Regions from separate parts of the Homo sapiens genome. Here region 2 is linked to region 1. Evidence: read pairs that join two places in POLR2A ChIA-PET (ENCODE). Cell type or tissue: GM12878. All regions are shown on one strand. Each heading gives the region's core, and the rest is flanking DNA. Links, peaks and the distances in the headings are about the cores only.

Region 1 (10,748 bases), core at 1,128-9,127:
TTTTGGGTAAGGCTTCTGGTCAATAGTAGGCTATTAGTTAATTTTGGGGGAGTCAAAAGTTATGCAGGTTTTTTACTGTGCACGAGGTCAGAGCCTCTAATTCCTGCATTGTTCAAGGGTCAACTGTACTGAGGCTTGATTAAAGGGTGTGAGAGCTGGTTTTGCTAGAAGGAAGTGGGAAGCATAGGTATTGGATGCCTTGGGCAGGCCTATGGAGGAGGGGCAAGAAGCACTAATTGGAAAGAAGACAGCTAACTTTACCCGACTAGTTGGCTTCAGGCTGGCCCTAATCAACAGACTATGCTTGATTGCTTGGTAAGAGTGATACAAACCTGGTTTGTTTGTTTTTTTTAATGAATACAATTCTAGCTACTAAGAAATAGGGCTTCCTGGCCTGGAAATATGGAAACAGCAGCCCCCTAATAAAGTGAGGTGTTGGTGCCAGCTGTTCCAGGCTATCAGAAGAGTATCTTTTGTATCTAGGACACAGGTAATAGCAGGCTCACCCTGTTTTATTATATCTGAAATTCTGCAGTGCTTTTGCTTACACCCCAGGGCCACCTCTATAACTTAGGCTTGTGCCTTAAGATGGCTCTCTCCTTGATAAATCATACTGGTAATGTGAAATCAGTTTTAAAGCTGGGAAAGAACTGAATGTGTAATCGAAAAGCTGTACCCAATTTGCTCAGCCCAAGAATCTGACAGTTCGAAAGGTAGAACGTGCTTCATGCCAAGAGTGGATTGTGAAATGGATTAGAAAATCAAGGCTGTTATTGCAGGTGCTACTTTGCAGCTCATGGGTACCCCTGACAGCTGCAGAATAACCCCATCATTTTGATTATGACTATGATTTCAAGTCACTTTAACTGTATTTTTTTCCCTTAAACTATAGACAAGAATCAGGATTCAGAGTTAATTTCCTTCTCCTTACTAATCTGTGAAGAAAAATGAGCCTGTTTATCAGGTTCTTGGGAAGTTGGAAATTCAGCTAGATTTAGTAATACCCTATGACAAAGACAAAGTATTTCTGAGAGTAATAGAAGCAATATATAATGTGATATTCTAAAAGTGTGTTCAATTATGCATTAGATTAAAATGGAAAATAAATTATAGGTGAAATTGTACATAACAAAAAAGATTTCCAAGCTCCATCCCTGACCCACTTATAAAGAGCGATTTTCGGTAGGTCAGAATTCTGATATGGCAAAAGAAGTTGATGATCTCTTGAAGTTTGTCGAAATGGGTTTGACAGGTAGTATTAAATAATAATACGAATAGCTAATGAAAATGCTTATGTGCCAGGGGCAAAGCTAATCACGTCCATCTTTCTCATCATTGGCACAAAAAGAAGCATTCAATTAATGTTAGGTATTGTCACAGTTGTCGCCTATAACCATTACAATCCTATGAGTTATATACACTTATTGTCCCCATTTTGCAGATGAGAAAACTGAAGTCCTAAGACAATTTGCCCAAGCTTTCACAGCTGTATGTGCTAGACCTCGGGGATCTACTCATACTAGGTGACACAGGAATCCATGCTTTAGACTATCATGCTCTAGTGCCTCTCTGCTGTCCATGTTGCCCTTGTTCAAGTTGTCTTCATCCATGTGGCAAAATCAATTATGCAACTGAAAGTAAGAATCACATAGATTACATATGCAAATTTTAGCATTATAGGTAAGAGTGTGGGCTTCGAAACCAGCTCTGCTACTTACCAGCTGGGTCACCTTCTGCAAGTTACTTAACCTCTCTGTTTTATCATCTGTAAATTTGGATAATACTACCTCCCTCATAGGGTTATTGGAAGACAAAAGTTAATGTCCAATAAGTTTTCTGTAAATGTCACAGATTATATTACTAAATGTACCTGCTATCTTAAATGTAAATAGCCTCTCTGTGACATCTTTGCCTAAACAGTTTGTTTAAAATTTTAGTTAACATCTGAAAGACATTTTTCAACTTGGAAAGACACCATCATCCTGGCTGATAGCTGTAAATTCCAGAAGACTGAGCATGCCCCATACTATGAGTGATGGCCAGAGACAGCCTTAAGAGTCTATGATACCAAGTACACTTTGCTTTTGGAATTTGCAGACACTTGTGATCATGTGTGAAGATGACTTAAATGATCAGAGTCCTTTTTACGCTGACCATGTGTGACTGTCATTTCAGCTATAGCCACAGCTACTGCTTTCAGAACGGCCAGTTCAGTCAGCTCCTAGTTAGCAAGGAGGCATCTGCCATCATTGGAGAGACATGAGACACTCCAGGCAGGCTCTCCTGCCAGGAATTATTAACCCCAGATCTGTCATCCCACTATCACAGCGTCATCTCTCTACATCTCAAAAGGCTTTCTCTCTGGAAGAATCCATTAATAGGATTTAAATATGCCTGGAGGGGTCTACATCTTATCAGAACCTACCTTGATTGGCTAATCAGTTGACATCCTCTAGAAGCATCCTGGTAAAAAGTAAAACACTTTCAGGAGCTGGATCCAGGAGGGTAAGAGAGCAGGCAATGAAGCCAACCAATGGGGCTGTGTCCTGGTGTGGATCTCCAAGCCCCCAGGGGCATTAACCTTATCTTGACTATGAAGAGACATTCAATAAAATCGAGTTAACCATTTGTGCCTTTGTCCACAAGATAAAACAGAAAAACTTCTGAGACCCATTAATGCCCATATTCTTCACATGCCCACATTAAGGATTCCAGGAGCAGTCTGAGGCTTTCCAGAAAAAATGAAAGGCCCGATAATTAAATTGTTTGTCATTAACCATTAGTGAGTCACACATTTAAATCTAATTAAAAATCAGCTACTCTGCTTAATAACCGTTGCAAAGGAGGTAACTGTTCAGCAATTCTAAGCATTTAACCTCCATCTTTAGCAGGAATACACTCTTACCAAGGGCTGAGCCATCAGGGGCTTTCTTCTTTTTATTTATTTATTTATTTATTTATTTATTTTATTTATTTTTTGAGACAGAATCTTGCTCTGTTGCCCAGGCTGGAGTGCAGTGGCACGATCTAGGCTCACTGCAAGCTCTGCCTCCCGGGTTCCCACCAGTCTCCTGCCTCAGCCTCCCGAGTAGCTGGGACTACAGGCGCCCACCACCACGCCCAGCTAATTTTTTATGTTTTTAGTAGAGACGGGGTTTCACCACGTCAGCCAGGATGGTCTCCATCTCCTGACCTCGTGATCCGCCCGCCTCGGCCTCCCAAAGTGCTGGGATTACAGGCGTGAGCTACCATGCCCGGCCGGGGCTTTCTTCTTAAACGCAGTTTCTCTCAGGCAGGTTGAATTATCATCCATCTATTAATTATGCTGTCTTCAAATTCTTGGACGCTGATGTTATTCAATTATTTTTAAAGTGAAGCAAGAAAGGATCTGAATTTCATGCATATGACCAGAGAAGAAATTCTCTCTCCAGTTCTTCACAGTTAGAATAAAAAATTTCCTTACCTAGCAAAGAGACATTCAAAATTTATATTTAAGTGTTAATCTTGAAACCAAACTGTTTTATCTTCCATGTATTTGCTTTCTTTCCTCCAAAGTATGTTTACTCATTTTGAAATTCAAAGTGTCATAATTAGTTTTCACAAAAAAACTTACTGCCTCTGGGTTTTTCTTTAAATTTATTGAGGAAGAAACTGATTACTAAATTGTCACACTGATACCTTCATATATCCTTGTTCAATCCCCCACCCTGAAAATCACATTTGGATTTTTCAAACCTGTCCTACCTGTTCAGTTTTCTAGTTATGGAGATGCAATGATGGTAATCATATATGATCGTGACAGACAAGAACACTGTTCATAATTATTTCTTTCCTCTCCTTTCCTAATATAGTGTATAGAATCCAGAAACTATTGACTTAGACCAAGGACTCAACTTTTGTCAAAGCCTTAAGAGCTCTGTCCTCTTCTCCCTATTGGGAACCCCAGCAGAGGGAGGACATAGGCATATGGCAGTAACAGCTGGCTTGGAGGTCCCAGATGCACCCAGAAATCCTCACTTGTGACAGAGGATGTATGCTTTGGAGACAATAACAGATTTGGATCAAAATCTTGGCTCTGCCCTTGGTTGGTGGGACTTAAGAACATTGTTACCTAGCTTCTTGAGCCTGTTTCCACATTTACAGGAGTATGGATTAGACGAGGTCCATCACAGATTTGTAATAAGAATCAAACAAGGCCATCTTTTTTTTTGAAAACAGGGTCTCTCTCTGATGCCCAGACTGGAGTGCAGTGGCACTCCCTGCATACCAAGATCACAGCTCACTGCAGCCTTGAGCTCCTGGCCTCAAGTGATCTTCCTGCCTCAGCCTCCCAAAGTGCTGGGAATACAGGTCTGAACCACAGCACCTGGCCACAAGGCCACATTTGCAAGTGAATGGAAAAGATATTTAACGCATGTGAATTTCCTGCCTCGTCTCTGGCAATTGGTTATGAGTGTCTAACTCCCTCTATCAACCATTCTCCTGTTCAAAATCTTAATCTAGTCTTGTCCTTGGCTGCTGTCCTCAAGGAATAATGATTTATGAAGGTTCAGGTCAGAATGCTAATTTAAAAACCTTTGTAGCTGCTAGCGAGACTGACTTAAGCTACACATACAGAATAATAAATATGGCATATAGACTGGGTTGAATGGTGCAGCTCCCAAAGACACGCCCATGCCTTAATGCCTAGAATCTATGAATGCGATCTTATGTGGGAAAAGATTCTTTTCAGATGCAATGAAGTTAGGGATCTTAAGATGAGGAGTTCACCCTGGACGATCCAGGTGAGCCCTAAGTGCACTAACAGGTGCCTTTATAAGAGCGAGGCAAAGGGAAATTACACAGACATTACAGGAGAAGGTAATGTGGCCACAGAGAAAAGACTGGAGTGTTGCTGCCCAGGTCAAGGAATGCTGACGATCACCAGAAACTGGCAGCAGCCAAAAACAACCTGCCTCAGCCTCCTGATAGCTGGGACTACAGGCATGCACCCCTGTGTCTAGCTACATTTTTTTTTTGGTAGAAACAGGGTCTCACTATGTTGCCCAGGCTGGTTCCAATCACATTTCTACATGGCTGTCCATCCTTTGTTGAACCTAAGCATAAAAATGGACAATTCCCCTGTATCTTCAGGTCTTCATTCTGAAGTCTTCTGTGTATACACATGAAACTTGTACACCTTTTCTCCAATTAACCTGCCTTCTGTGAGCTGATTTTTCAGTGAAACTTCAGAGGGCCAACCCCAATAACAAAAAAGTTCCTACCCTTGGTAGAAAAGATTTCTAACCAGAACCCTTACTAAAACAATGGCAGTTGAGATGAGGTCAAGGGTAGATAGAAGAGTTCCTTAGAACATTAAAGTCATAATAAATCATTCTGCTTTAAATCATCGAAAGTGTCCCATGAGTATTATGGAGAAATAAGAAGAGAAACCATATTACCTTCACACTTACATATCACACTTCACACTTACATATCAATTTTAATGGTGCCTCTGAGTCACAAGTATCAATACACTTGACGTTATTACCAACAAGGGACTTTCCAGCCCCACCTTGCAACCAGCCAAATCTAGAAAACAAGGATAATGAGGACATCATCCATCACCCCTCCTGCATAATATGCAGTGCCCATAACCCCCAGCATTCTACCCTTAAAGAACAAAACTAAAGTGTTGGCTCAGTTCTCTAACCTTCTTTAAAAGCTTATATATCACCATTTGGCATCTTCAGGTTTGACTCATACAGGATATTGTGTTCTTTTCATGAGCACACAATGAGCTAAGGTTCTCTCAAGGGTATAGCTATATGCTTAGGAAGGAAAGTTTATAAGATTTTCTTCTTAACTCTACTAATTGAAAATTAGCTTTCTCATAAAAAAAATTTTGGTTTTTCCCTAGGGGTGTAGTACAATTGGAAGATCAGAAAACATCAAGAACAAAATATTAGATGGAATGTAAAACTGTATTAAGAGTGGTTTGGAACTCTTGAGAAACAGTGGGTGCCTTCAGTCCTTGTGCTATTATTGATTGGAGTTTGAGGCCACCGTCTGACATCTTAGTTCAAACAGGCTAATAGGCTTTTGAATCTTCACTGGGGAAAGGTAAGTGGAATCCAGCATCTTTTTTTTTTTTTCTCTTGAGACCAAGTCTCACTTTGTAGCCCAGGCTGGAGTGCGGTGGCACGATCTCGGCTCACTGCAAACTCCACCTCCCAGGTTCCAGTGATGGAATCCCGCATCTTTGATGAGATGCTATGAATTGCTTGGCTTGTGTTGCAATTCCTTTAGTAAGCATGTGACCTTTTACTTAAGTCAATACTCTCTCTGTCTTCGTTTCTTTCCCTTATTTGATACATTCCATTGTTCTCTTCCATAAATGGCAAGGAAACATCAGATAGCACTTTTAGATATTTTTGACTCTATTTTTTTCAGGAGAAAGTTTTATATAGGCATTTCCTGCTTCAAAATACAAGCTATCCATGGAGACTAAGTAGCTTATTATGGGTTAGAATACTAACTTCACATACTCCTGTACCTTTGTTCCAAACACATAGTAGGTACTCAACAAATATTAACAGTCTCCTGAGTTAGTATGTATGAAAGTACATGTTGAGCATCATTAAGTAAAAAGCACCAAATAAGTAAGTCATGAAGCAAAGAATAAGTCTTTAGTAGGCAGCAGGAAAAGACTAGAATGGACATGCGCAAAGCATGACCAAGGGACCAGTATTTAACCAGCACCTACTACATGTCAGGTACCATTTAGGCACTGGAAATGCAGTAGACAAGACAAGCCCCTCCTCTCATGGGACTGTCACTCTAGCTGGGGAAACTGACAATAAACAGTTAAACAAGTATAAGGCAAAACTGTGCGCTCTGCTTGAGATGAATATAGATATTCACCTGAAACCAAACATAAGTGTTCATTGACTTCTATATCAGCTGACTCTGGTGCTTTCCATCCTTCTATTTTAAACCCCCAAATTTTGACCTCTTACAGTACAGCATGCTTTAAACCAAAGACACCCATGTCTACAAGTCTAGGTTCAGAGCCTGCATTTTATTAAGGCCTTTTCCAAGTTTCTAACCTTACCCTTTGAAAACAAACTGAACTTCAAAATCATGAGTTATTTTTTAAAACAATATAAATAGATGAGATTAGCCCATCCCAGGAACCTCTCAGATGTAGTCTATCCATCCCTGTGACTTGGAGATTGTTTTCTAATGATATTGCAAACAATCTCAAATGAAACCAGCATAAAATACAGTCTGGAAAAATTGCAACTGCAGGTACTTATATAACAACATGATGATTGATAAGGAATATAGAAAAGAAAAAGGGGCTGGGCACAGTGGCTCACGCCTGTAATCCCAAGCACTTTGGGAGGCTGAGGGGGGTAAATCACCTGAGGTTAGGAGTGTGAGACCAACCTGACCAACATTCCAAAACCCCCATCTCTACTAAAAATTTAAAAATTATCCGGGCGTGGGGGCGGCGCCTGTAATCCCAGCTACTCAGGAGGCTGAGGCAGGGAGAATCGCTTGAACCCTGGAGATGGAGGTTCCAGTGAGCTGAGATCATGCCGCTGCACTCCAGCCTGGGCAACAGAGTGAGATTCTGTCTCAAAAATAAAGAAAATAAAAGAAAAAGGAAAAATGAATCTATATCACGGCCCAGAGCAGGCACCAAAAGTCTAAACCGGTTTCTCATGGTGTGTTCTGCAGATCTAGTAATGGGGGTATTCGTTTATTCAGATCTTTAACAAAATATTTATGCCATGTCAGACACTCTTTGAAATACTGGATACAGCAATGAAAAAGTAAAAGTCCTTCTCAGGGAGCTTACATCCTAGTTGTGGGGGAGGCAGGGGGTGCAGATAGTAACAAAATATGCACACATACACATATATACACACAGTGACATGCTGAAAAATGCTATGAAGAAACACAAAGCAGATATATTTTAAATAAGATGGTTAGAAAATGAGTGGTCATTTGAGCAGAGACCCTAATGAAATGAGGAAGTGAGCCATGCTGATGTCTGGAGAAGAGCATTCCTCACAGAAAAAAACCAGCAAGTGCAAAGGTCCTGAGGCAGGAGGATGAGCAAGGAAGCCGGTGTGCCTGCAGCAGAGTAAGCCAAGGGCAAAGTGGTGGGAGGTCAAATCAGAGAAGTAATGGAAGGTCAGATCAGGTAGGGCGTCATAGGCCACTCTAAGAATTGTGGCTTTTGCTGTGACTGAAATGGGAAGCTATTGGAGGATTTTGAGCAGAGGAGTGACACAATCTGACTTGAGTTTTAAAAGCTGCTGTATGAAGAGTACACTATGGGGAACAAGTTTGGAAGCAGGGAGACCACTTAGATAGCTAATGTAATAGTCCGGGAGGAAGCTGGCAGCAGTTTGGACTAGGATGGTCAGAATGAAACTGCTGAGTAGTAGTCAGATTTGGGATATGTTTTCACAGAGCCAATAGGATTTGCTGATTTTTACATACAGAGTGTTAGAAAAAGAGAGCCTCCAAGATTTGGGGATCAAGCAATTGGAAAGTGAAGTTAACATTTACTAACTTGGGGGAGATGAGAACTAGCTGGGAAAGGCAGATTTCAAGAATCTGGTTCTGAACACGTGAAGGCTGAAATGTCTGTTATACATCCAAGAGGAGCTATTGATTAGACAGATTATGCCAGGCCAGAAATGAGGGCTGGTATCATAGGTGAGAAACTTCTATGATCAAGGGATTTGCAAATGCTGGGTTAAGCATAACAGGTTGCTTTACTCGAGAAGTTCTTAAAGTCTTTAATTCATATGTACTTTGTGAACATCTAAGAGAAGGATTTAAGTTTTATCAAACTTATTTAACTACGGCACACTTAGTTTGGGGGTTTTCAGTCACACAACAGGCATACCTTGGAGATATTGTGGGTTTGATTTTAGACCGTTACAATAAAGCAAATATTGCGGTAAAACAAGTACATAAATTTTTTAATTTTCTAGTGCATATAAAAGTTATGTTTATACTATACTGTAGTCTACTATGTGTGCAATAGCATTATGGCTTTAAAAACAATGTACATACCTCAACTTAGAAATGCTGTACTGCTAAAAATTGCTGAAACTGACACATGAAATGAGCAAGTGTTGTTGGAAAAAATGGTGCTGATGGACTTGCTTGACTCAGGGTGGCCACGAAATTCAACTTGTTAAAAAACGCAGTATTTGCAGAGCACAATAAAGTGAAGAACAATAAAATGAGGTACACCTGTATTATTCCATAGGCCACCCAATACTGAAGACAGCCAATACTAGTTTTTTAATAGAAATGTCTCCACCTTTAAGCAGATAACACACAAAGCAATATGAGTTTGGAGTTTATATCCTTTCATCAGTACCTGATTAGTTTTCTGCATTTTAGTATTTCCACCTGTGAATTAATAGAACCTCATTCTACTTTAGGTAGCAGATTCTTATGAGTTTGGTTAGATGAATCAGATGTCAAGACCTTGGTCAGTTCATCCCTTAGGTGAACTAATAAAGACAAGCTTCTAAACCTGCAAAGCAAAGGGCTCAACCTCATGAAGCCTAGGCTGAAAGACTACAACCTGCCTTTGTTCATTACTTTTCTTCAACTCAATAGGCCTCCATCTCTCACACTGATCTTCACCAGTTTTATCCTAGGACCTCTTGTCCTATCACCATCACGGTGCTCTTCCCTGGTGATCTCGTGTTTTCCCATAACATAAACCACATATACAGCAAATACTCACAAATCTACATCTCCAATTCTGGCTCTCCCCTGAATTCTAGGATGCTATTTCCAACTACTGACAGCATCTGTACTGCAGTGTCCTAGAAGCATCTCAAACTCAATGTTTCCCGAACGGAGATCAAGCTTTCCCCCAGAGCGTATTCTTCTTCCTGAGATGTCTGTTTCAATGTATACCACCATCGTGCTCCTGTTGCCCCAAATAGAAACTTAGAGTCATCCTCCTTGCATTGCCTCCATCTTCCTCATCAATGATATGCAGTCGTTCATCAGGTCCAGCCATGACGACTTTCTAAATCTCTCCCAGTCTTTCTCCTCTTTCTCCTCCACTGTCATTACCTCAGTTCAGGTCCTCACTTTTTTACCTGAATTGTCTCATTAGCTTCCAGATGGTCTTCCTGATGACCGGATGGGACTACCATCAACCAGAACTCCTAGTTACTGCCAGAGTTACCATGTCAAACAGAAAACTGGTTGTGTACCTCCCTTGACTAAAAGTCACCACTCACCTCCAGAAGAAAGCTTTACAATAGCTTCAGTGACTTTCATAGTCTGGCCCAACTGGTATTCTCTACCTCGCCGCCCACCATGCCCCAAGACACACAGAGCAATTCCTTCTCCCCATGACTCAAACTTTCATTCCTCTGTGCCTTTGCACATGCTGGAGTCTTGCCTTTGCTGAGAACACATCCCCTCTCTCTTTGCCCCGTCCACACCAGCATCCCTTGTCAGCTTTATCGCAAGTAAAACCTCCGTTGCAGAGTCTTCTTCCCAATCATCAAACAGTCAGATCCCCTTCTCTCTGGGCACCAATAATCTTTATATGGAACACAGGCTTTCCCTGACCTTGGCAGCCTGGAGATACAATAGAAGAATATGGATCATCAGAGTGAGAATCCCCTCTTCTCAGTCCCTAACAACAAAAGTTTCAGGCATTTGGGTTTGCATAGAATGAATGAAAACTCTGTAAGTGAGTGTTTTTA
Region 2 (10,748 bases), core at 1,883-9,882, 100 kb before region 1:
TAGAAATTTAGGATAATCAGGGATCTAATTATAAACCTTGTGCTGTTTATCAACTCATCCCAAAGACATGTTGGGTCCGTCTCTTATACCTTGTCAGATTGTCTCCTAGACTAAGCCTTGTTCCAAACAGCTGCTGAAGCCCTCTGTCCTGGATGGGCCACGGCAGAGCTGGAAATCAGGCCCTTGGAAGGCAGCCCAGAGAGGGCTTCCTGCATGCCCAAGGCCATCTCTTCCCACTCTCTGCTTCCGCTCAGGCCCACCCGTCCTCTCTGCAGCCTGAGCAGAGACAGCACACCTCCGTTAGGGGTAGATGATGCCCAGACGGTGGAAACCAGGCCTGGAGAAGAGAACTCTTCCCCCACACATGCATCCACACAGAGGTTCATCAGGGAACCTTTCCACTAGACCCTCAGAGACAGGGGCACTACCCCTCAGGATTCCCAGCCGGTGAACTGAGACTCAGTTGTTTTCCTGAAGGTTAGCCAGGGGCTGGAATCCAGCCCATCCACTCCGTCCTTGTTCCTGCCCCTATAACCTGTGTATAAAGAGCTCTTCATTTATAATTTGGTGTTTACTTCAAAATACTCCAGGGGACTTCTGCCCCATCTTCCAACCTCCAAGATTCTGAATAATTTATTTTAAAAGTTGCTCACAGCATGTTTGCTCCATGAGGTGCGGTAGGGGAAAAGAGAGTGTTATTTGGAAAGGCTGTTTCAGTTGATAGAAAGACAGGTGAGCAATTGTTTTTATTTTCTAAAATCCTCATGCAAATATATCTGTACATGTAATGGCTAATGATGAGCTGGCAAATTTGGCTTGGCATTGAATGAGATCCAGCTCAAAATTAGAATAAGCCAGCGGTAAGACCAAAGGCCTCTCAGCCCAGGTTTCTGTCCGACCATTCCTTTCATTTGCATCATGGTTTCTTAATTTTGAGAAATAAATAGCCCCCTTTTAAGGGGGGAAAAAAGTGTTCGAGGAAAATGGATTTAAAAATTATATTTGCTTGTAATAATCACTGCAAAACAGAAGTTTTGATTTTATAATTGGAAGACTAATAACTTTTTAGAAGGTCTTGTAAATGAAAACACAAGATAAAAAACTCTCAGAGTGGCTGAGCACAATGGCTCATGCCTGTTATCCCAGCATTTTGGGAGGCTGAGGTGGGAGGATCACTTGAGTCCAGGAATTCAAGACTAGCCTGGGCCATATAGTGAAACCCCATTTCTGCCAAAAATTAGAAACTTAGCTGGGCGTGGTAGCATGCACCTGTCGTCCCAGCTACTCAGGAGGCTGAGGTAGGAGGATTGCTTGAGCCCGGGATGTCGAGGCTGCAGTGAGCTGTGATTGTGCCACTGCACTCCAGTGTGGGCAACAGAGCAAGACCCTGTCTCAAGAAAAACAACTCTTAGAGAGACCTCAGATTCCAGTTTGAGAAACAGTGGAAGCCATTTTTCCTGGGAAACCTCTGGTAGATGTTATGTACAACCTGGACCCAGACCATTGACCTGTCAGCCCAGCAGCCGTGCCCTAAGATGCCACTGTTCTTAGGTAGTCCCTTCACTATTAATAACTCTAAAGACACTGAGGCATTGGAGAAGTGGACAAAGACTGATACGTTGTGAGGGCTGGAGGGCAAAGAGAGAAAAACTTGCCACTTGGAATGCAGCTAGAGCGGAGCATGACTGTGGAACGACCCTGAGTTGGAAGACAGCTGCTGTGAGCAGAGTGGGAGAAAGAGAGGGGTACTCCTTTTTGGGGGCTGCTGCTGCAAGACACCAAGAACTAACTGGGCAACTTAAAACATCAGAAATGTATTCTCTCACAGTCCTGGAGGCTGGGAGTCTGAAATCAAGGTGTCAGCAGAGCCATCCTCTCTCTGATGGCTCTAGGAATGGAGCCTTCCATGCCTCTTCCAGTTCCTCATGTTTGCTGGCTATCCCTGGTGTTCCTGGGCTTGTAGAGGCATCACCCCAGCCACATGGCCGTCTTCTTCCTGTGTGTCATCACATCCTCTTTCCTCTGCACATCTGCCTCTGCGTCTCTGCTCCTCTTCTTAAACCAGTCTAAATTAGTTCAACCATTGTGGAAAGCAGTGTGGTGGTTCCTCAAAGAACTAAAAACAGAACTACCATTTGACCCAGCCATCCCATTATTGGATCTATACCCGAGGGAATATAAATCATTCTACCATAAAGACACATGCACGCATGTGTTCATTGCAGCACTATTCACAATAGCAAAGATACGGAATCAACCTAAATGCCCATCAACGGTGGACTGAATAAATAAAATGTGGCACATATACACCATGGAATACTATGCAGCCATAAGAAGAGAATAATATTATGTCCTTTGCAGGAACATGGATAGAGCTGGAGGCCTTATCCTAAGGGAACTAACGCAGGAACAGAAAACCAAATACTTCATGTTCTCACTTATAAGTGTGAGCTAAATAATGAGGACACAGAGATACAAAGAGGGGAACAACAGACACTGAGGCCCCCTTGAGGGAGGAGGGTAGCAGGAGGGAGAGGTTCAGAAAAAAAAAAACAGGTACTATGCTTAGTACCTGGGTGATGCAATAATATATACCAAACCCCCACGACATGAGTTTACCCATAAAACAAACCTGTATGTGTACCCCTGAACATAAAAGTTAAAAAAAAGAAAAGAACACCAGTCATATGGGATTAGGGCTCACCCACATGTCCTCATATTAACTTGATTACCCCTGTAAAGACCCTATCTCTAAATAAGGTCACATGCTAAGATACTGAGGGTTGGAGCTTCAGCTTGTACCAAGAGCAGGTTGGGAGAAACCTGGGTGGGTAAAGAGGTGGGAAAACCAAAACCAGAAGAGGGAATGGAGAGGCTGCCAAATCTCTTCAATCCACCCTACAGTGGTGTGCAGAGTCGCCTGGACTCATCTCATTAGGACAGAATGAGAATCTCACTTTATACACCACAAAACACCACAGAGCCCAATTGTTCGCCTTTAGACTGTTGTGCAGATGCAGCTCCAGCACATGGGGCACACAATTTAAAGCACAAAGCAAGACAGACTTTCTCTGTTATTAACAGAAGTCTCTGGAAAGAGCTACTCTTGATGTGACGAACTCACAGAGGTGAAAATGTCCTTCTAGGGCGATGGCTCAGCAGAGGCTGGCGATCGGCCAGGAAAGCACATCTGGTGCCGCTCAACCGGATGCCCTGGGTGGGTGATATTTACAGTAAAATACAGCAGCTCTAATGAAATTTCCACAGTGGTTACTTGGCAAATTGATGGTTTTGTTGAGATAAGGAGAAAGATGGGACGAGGGGGGAAAGGGGGAGAGCCAAACTGAGAAAAACACACACACACACACACACACACAGACCATTTTAGTCATTAGGAAAGAAAGTTGTGAGCATACCAGTCAGGGCACTTGTGATTTAAGTCAGAAAACGGTTTTGATTTAAGTTGGAATTCAGCTTTGAGGGCATGGGATGACCTGGCCTTATAATCCCATAGATTTGAAAGTGATTGCGGATTTATAGACACTCACTGCACACATAGCCTGAGAGCACAGACTCTGCTTTCAAGGGGCGTGTGATGTTTTAAAGAAAGTTCAAAGTGCTGCTAGAAATGTGTCTAAAACAGACAAGTGACTCTGAGGACACATTCATTTTTTATTGAGAGTCCGGCTAAACATGTAGTTGTGACAAGATGTTAAAAACCGTTATTTAATCATGTGTTCCCTCCCTTATGTTCATGCTGGGAACATGCCTGGGTGAAATCATGGAAACACCACACCCAAGATTCTGTTGTTAAAGCACTGATGACTTCTGACCCAATCATAAAGTTGACAGCAAAACCAGCTTATTTTTCAGAGTTCAAAAGAACAATCCTGTAATCTGTAAGATGTTTGAGAAAAAGTCCTAGTCTTAATGTTCTTTTTCTTTAAGCTCTTTGTGGAAGTAAGCTGGTTATAACTAATAGAGAAATAAAGAACAACTCATAACTCTTCCCCTAAATACTGATTCCAGTGACTTCCATGCTGAAAGAGCATCCACGGGTTTAAAAACTCTGTTCAAGGAACAGTGCCAGGTACCAAGGATACAGGAGGTATAACACAGACCCTAACACAGACTCCAATTGCAAGGGATCTGCACTTCATTTATCCATTCATCCTTCACCAATCCATTCAAACAGCCAACGTTTGTTGAAGATTTGCCATGTGCCACCTTTCTTTCACCAGGGAGATGGAGGTCCAGAAGGAAAATCTTTCCCGTCAAGGAGGCTCAGAGTCTATTGGGAAGAAAAACAGGTAACAATTATGCTGCTTCTTCAGAACCAGGTCTACAGGTGACCACCAAGAACTGTGGTCTGTGAGTAACTACTAAGGAAGGAGAAAGCACTTGTGGAAAAGCCAGCCTCAGTATTAAGGCAGACTCTGTGGAGGGCCAGATGAATGGCGAGGACTGTAAGTGTTCTCAGAGACAGAAGAGGGGGGTATTCAGCACATCTAGAATATTAATATATTGAGCTTCCAAGTATATTGGAGAAGAAAATAGAAAATTTAAAGGAATTTTATAACTACACTTTATGGGTAAATATTCCATTTCTCTCATTTTTCCCTACAATCACAACTGTATCAAATATAGTTCCCTAGACCGTGCATGGTGGCTCATGCCTGTAATCCCAGCACTTTGGGAGGCCGAGGCAGGTGGAATGCTTGAGCTCAGGAGTTTGAGACCTGCCTGGGCAATGTAGCGAATCCCCATCTCTACAAAAAATACAAAAATTAGCCAGGTGTGTGGCGCATGTCTGTAGTTTCAGCTACTGTGGGGGCTGAGGTGGGAGGATCACTTGAGCCTGGGAGGTGGAAGTTGCAGTGAGCCGAGATTGTGCCACTGCACTCCAACCTGGGTGACGGAGTGAGACCCGCTCTCAAAAAACAAAACAAAACAAAAAAACACTTTTTAAAAAATAGTTCCTATAACAAGACCTGAAACCCTTCAGTGATTTGGGATGGGAGCGTGAATGCTAGGAATGGGAAAAGGATGGATCTAGTTGAAAATAAACATGAAACAAGGCTCTCAGAGATGACTTCTCTTAAGTCCATATTGGAACCCCCAGAACACTTTCTCTCCACTCCTTTCCTGATGACTGACCCTCTTGAGAGCTCTCTCCTTGTCTATTCTCCTTCCTGGACAACGATCAGCTTGGCCTGGCTTTATTAGCACTTATAGTGAATTCTTCATCTGAAAACTACCAATGAACTACCAACCCTGTCTGCCATAATAAGCCAACAGCCCTGTCTTGGTTATAGACAGCTAATATCATCTGCACTTAAAGTCTCTGCTCCAGGAGATAGCCTCAGTCTTCTCCATATCCTATGATGAGAGATGGATGAGAGCCCTTTAAAATAAATGTATCTACACATGCAAAGGGCTGTTAAAATTAGTTTTAAGCCATGGGAAGAAATTACAGAGGAATATATATTCAATGAGACTGCAAGCTTAAATTACTGATAGACAGACAGAATGGAGGAGAATGCCAGATGAAACTCTCTGATTTATTGGTAATAATAATCTGACTCTATGTCAGATAGAGTATAGGAATTACTATCAATAATGAGCACTTATTTATATATCTCATATAGGGAGAGATCAGGAGAACTGTTCCAAAGATGTACATGAAAGTATAATATGCCAGGAGCAGATAAGTATAATTTTATTGATTAGTCAACTGGGTTAGGACCTCACTTGTGGAAGAATGATGTGCACAACCAAGTTTTAATTGTGCTTATGTCACTGGGCAACTCTAGAGATGCCTCCTCTTTCTCTTTTCCTGTGATTTCTCCCATCTCCTCCACCTCTTAGAATCCTACTTGCCCTTCAAAGCTTAGCTCACTTCTCCTCCCTGATGTGAACACTTCCTTAACTACAGTAGGCTGTATATTAGCTTCCTCTTCTGATCCCCAGCTGCAGTTATTTTCTGAACAAACCATTGGCACTTTTCTCTTTTCTTTTCTTTCTTTTTTTTTTTTTAATTATACTTTAAGTTCTAGGGTACATGTGCACAACGTGCAGGTTAGTTACATAGGTATACATGTGCCACGTTGGTTTGCTGCACCCATTAACTCATCATTTACATTAGGTATTTCTCCTAATGCTATCCCTCCCCTAGACCCCCACCCCACGACAGGCCCTGGTGTGTGATGTTCACCGCCCTGTGTCCAAGTGTTCTCATTGTTCAATTCCTACCTATGAGTGAGATCATGAGGTGTTTGGTTTTCTGTCCTTGTGATAGTTTGCTCAGAATGATGGTTTCCAGCTGCATCCATGTCCCTGCAAAGGACATGAACTCATCCTTTTTTATGGCTGCACAATATTTCACGGTGTATATGAACCACTGGCACTTTTCATATACTACCTTACATATGTATATATCTTGTCTCCTCAATTTGAGGTAAGAACCTCGAGAAGAAGGACCCATTTTAGCAACATCTTATGAATAGCACCTTACACATTTATTTATTGAACCTACTGCATGAATGACAATAGAGGTGCAAAGGTGAACAGTATACCTGCCCTGTCTTTGAAGAGCTAGGGCCATTGACAAGTAGCCTCTGGTGAGTTAGTCAGTTGAAGATTCAAGAAATGACTCAGGAACAGAGTACCAAGCAAACATTTGGCCAGAGAGAATAAGAAAGGAGAAGAGAAAAAGCTGGCAATTATGAGTCAGGGTAGACTTGATTGCTAAAACAAACAATGTAACGTAACATAAAAAAGTTCCCGGTCAAGTCACATTTCAGTGTGGTCGATGTAGAGCTCTGCTCATGCAATCATTCAGGGATCCAGGCATCTGTCAACTTGTGACTGTATGTCAGAGTTCTCTACATTTATGAGATGTATAAAGAAAGACTGAGAGAGCATAGCAGACACACCTAGCCCTCCAAGTAACACACCTTGCCTCCCTGAGATGTGTCACGTTGATAGGAATCAGTTCTGTAGTCTCACATAGATGCCACAGGATGGGAAATATGTCTAATTGTGTGCCTCCAAAAGGAAAACTCAGGTATTGGTAGTTTCTGCCATAGTAGATAAGGTTGAACAAAAATTAAAAGATGAAAAAGACTATGATAAGAAACAGAGCCTCAAACTCCAGATTTTCCCTCTCCTTTTCTTCAAAGAGATGGACACCAGTATAATGGTCCCCCGTTTGAAGAAAGACCTGCATGAAGTGTATGGGGTTGGGCACAGCAGAGGAGAATAATCTTTTCTCTGTGACTAATTAGCCATATGAAGAAATGAAACAATCAATGAGGAAAGTATTTTTTTTAATTTTAGGTTCAGGGTTTCATGTGCAGGTCTATTACACAGGTCTATTGTGTAATGGTGAGGTTTGGGCTTCTAGTGAACTCATCACCCAAATAGTGAACATAGTGCCTGATAAGTAATTTTTTGACCCTTGCCCCCCATCTTTCTTCCCTGCTTTGGAGTCCCCAGTGTCTATTGCTTCCATCTTTGTGTCCATGGGTACTTATTATTTAGCTTCCACTTATAAGAGAAAACATGCAGTATTGGATTTTCTGTTTCTGAGTTATTTCACTTAGGATAATGTCCTCCAGTTCCATCCATGTTGCTAAAAAGGACATTATTTCATTCTTTTTATGACTACATAGTATTCCATTGTGTATATGTACCATATATACATACATATTTTTTGAGACTGAGTTTCGCTCTTGTTGCCCAGGCTGGAGTGCAATGGTGCAATCTTGGCTCACTGTAACCTCTACCTCCCAGGTTCAAGTGATCCTCTTGCCTTAGCCTCCCAAGTAGCTGGGATAACAGGTGCCCGTCACCATGCCCAGCTAATTTTCGTATTTTTAGTAGAGATGGGGTTTCACCATGTTGGCCAGGCTGGTCTCGAACTCCTGACCTCAGGTGATCCACCCTCCTCGGCCTCCTAAAATGCTGGAATTATAGGCGTGAGCCACCACACTGGGCCACCGTATTTTCTTTATCCAATCAATCATTGATGGACACTTAGGTTGATTCCGTGACTTTGCTATTGTGAATAGTGTTGTTATAAACACTGAATGCAGGTGTCTTTTTGATAAAATGATTTTTTTTTCCTTTGTGTAGATACACAGTAGTAGGATTGCTGGGTCGAATGGCAGTCCTATGTTTAGTTCTTTGAGAAATCTCCATACTGTTTTCCGTAGAGGCTGAACTAATTTACATTCCTACCAACAGTATATAAGCATTCTCTTTTCTCTGCATCCTCTCTAACACATATTATTTGTTGACTTTTTAATAATAACCATTCTGACTGGTATGAGATGGTATCTCTTTGTGGTTTTAATGTGCGTTGCTCTGATGACTAGTGATGTGGAGCATTTTTTCATATGTTTGTTGGCCATGTGTGTGTCTTCTTTTGAGAAGTTTCTGTTTATATCCTTTGCCCACTTTTTCATAGGATTCTTTGCTATTTTCTTGTTGATTTGTCTAAGTTTCTTAAAGATTTTGGATATTAGCTCTCGTCGGATGCATAGTTTGCAAATATTTTCTCCCATTCTGTAGGTTAACTGTTTACTCTGTTGATTGTGCAGAAGCTCTTTAGTGTAATGAGGAAAGGATTTGAACCAGGTAAATATTAATCTCGGTGAACTACTATGTGAAAGCAACTGGGTACTTTTCCTCTGTGTCCTCAAAGGACATGGCCAGTGATGGGGACTTCCCTAGTCAGTGTGTAGCAGAGAGCTTCTGTGGGCCCTGAGGAAAATACCTGTTTAACTATCTTGCTTTAGGGTTTCTAACTGTTCTATGAACACCCTGATAATGAGCTGACAAGCTATAAGGCCAGGAGCATTTGAGGCCACATGGGGAGAACAAAGACAGGAATATCCCATTCAGCTGAGAATCACAGTCACTCAAGAGGTCAAGCAAACTCAATTTCAAAGAGCACTGGCGGGGGATCCTACCAGTTGTAGGGGTCAGCAAGGAGGTGAAATTGGGAAGAGGCAAAATACTATAAGACCCTACAGAGTTATTAATTGGAAGGAACGACTCAGTACTGCTGGCTGTCTTGTTTAACCCTTTCTAGCCTTGTATTTTTCAAAAGCTCTCGTAAGTCCCAGTAGCTTGGTCAGCCTAAAGGAAGCCAGCAAAGTAGAAGAAAATTTTAGATGCTTCCCACCTAACTGTTTGCACACCTTGCTGCCTCCCAAGCTTTCTCCCCTCCCTCCCAGGTGACATGTTCCCTTGCTGGCTACCAGCTGCTCACCAAGAACCACTCCATTTCCCCCACCTCTACACAGTGAACTGGAATTCTGTAACTCAGTCTAGCTTGTGAATAACTGAAGGCTGCATTAACTGTTAATGCACGAACCTTCAGAATATTTGCATTTTAAAAGAGGATCTTATAAAGACAAGTGAATCAACCATTAATGGTAGGCTTTGAGGGTTAGAGGTGGGAAGCTATTTTTATTTTGCCTATTTTATCATCAGGGTGGCCTTATACCAGCGGTCTAACATTTCTTTGAAATAATTGATCTAGTAACTGTTTGATCTAGTTAAAGGCTTAGATTTTCTTCATATCATAAATCTGGATTTAAATCAATCATGGGATTATGTGTTGAATTTTTTCAGAGCAGACTGCCACATGTTAATTCCCTTACAATTTCAGTTTAGAATAGCAGAGCCACAGGGTTTCTTTTTTTCCATGTCTCTCTTTGACATAGTTTTGACCTATGAAGTGAACAGTTTCTTTCTAAAACACCACGACTCAAGAGGTAAAGGCAGGTCAAATATGTAATCCAATGGGTATGTTTGGGGAAAATCACCTATAAAGTGAAGAGCTTTTTGATGGGCTTTTTGATGGGCTGTTTCTCATTGTGCTGGTTTCAGCATTATTGCTGTTTTAAGCTTGTGACTTAAAATGACTTCATTTTGTTCAGTTTCTTTTTTTTTTTTTTTTTTTTTTTTGAGTCGGGAACTGGGGAAGGCCTTGGTGGGATGGCCCATCTCTGCTCCAGGTGCATCAGCTGGCGGAGCTGGGCTGGGCTGGAGGATCCACTCCAAGACCATTTACTCTCATGGCTGGCAAATCCCTGCTGGCTATCGGCTGGGACCCCAGCTGTGGCTGTCTCCCAGAGGCCATGATTCCTCTCCGTGTTGGCCTCTCCATGGCTCCCTGGGCTTCCTCACAGCACAATGGCTGGGTTTCAAGAGTGAGTGTGCCCAGAGGCCAAGGTGGAAGCCAATGGCTTCTTCTGACTTCGACGTGGAAGCCATGAAGTGTCACTTGCTCTGCATTTGATTGGTCCAGCAAGTCGCTAAGCCCAGCCCAGAATCAAGAAGAGGGGAGTTAGATTCTACTGCTCAAAGGAAACAGTAGCAAAGCATCTGTGGCCATCTTTAATCTACCACAGACATTCTCAGATAAGAACTGTTACCAAAAGAGCCACAAAATATTGCTTACTGTGTTAAGACCTCCACAAAGGAAGCTGTCTTCTGAAGTTATAGTTCATTCTTCTCTGAAAATACAACCTTTCATTCACTGGCCACTGCTGACTTAATAAATGGCCTCATGTGTTACAGACTGCTTAGTCTTCAGGTTTGAGGGCTTTCTGGATGCTCCTTGGGGCCTAGGTTCCTGCAGCTGGAGTGGACTGTTTATTCGTTTTCCCTACAGTCCATCTCAGAGGTGACAGATGAGGTTTAACATTTTTAACCCTTGTGAGTAGTTTTGGCTT

The links. Peaks named below come from ENCODE experiments on the same cell type or tissue, not always from the same donor. Only the 100,000 strongest peaks of a DNase experiment are listed, where the experiment ranks them.
Region 2: POLR2A ChIA-PET joins it to region 1 with 15 read pairs; 2 of 35 experiments call an interaction of 5 or more read pairs at or near these places.

What each region holds. Positions count from the first base shown.
Region 1 is chr6:15,771,514-15,782,261 of GRCh38, reverse strand. No RefSeq gene overlaps it. Among named protein-coding and RNA genes, the nearest start is that of DTNBP1, 110 kb to the right of the region's middle. In GM12878, for the core only: no CTCF peak of the experiment used is centred there; a DNase peak (open chromatin) is centred at 5,521.
Region 2 is chr6:15,872,597-15,883,344 of GRCh38, reverse strand. No RefSeq gene overlaps it. Among named protein-coding and RNA genes, the nearest start is that of LINC02543, 120 kb to the left of the region's middle. RefSeq lists an enhancer at 3,038-3,087. In GM12878, for the core only: no CTCF peak of the experiment used is centred there; DNase peaks (open chromatin) are centred at 3,144 and 6,734; H3K27ac peaks cover 1,088 bases.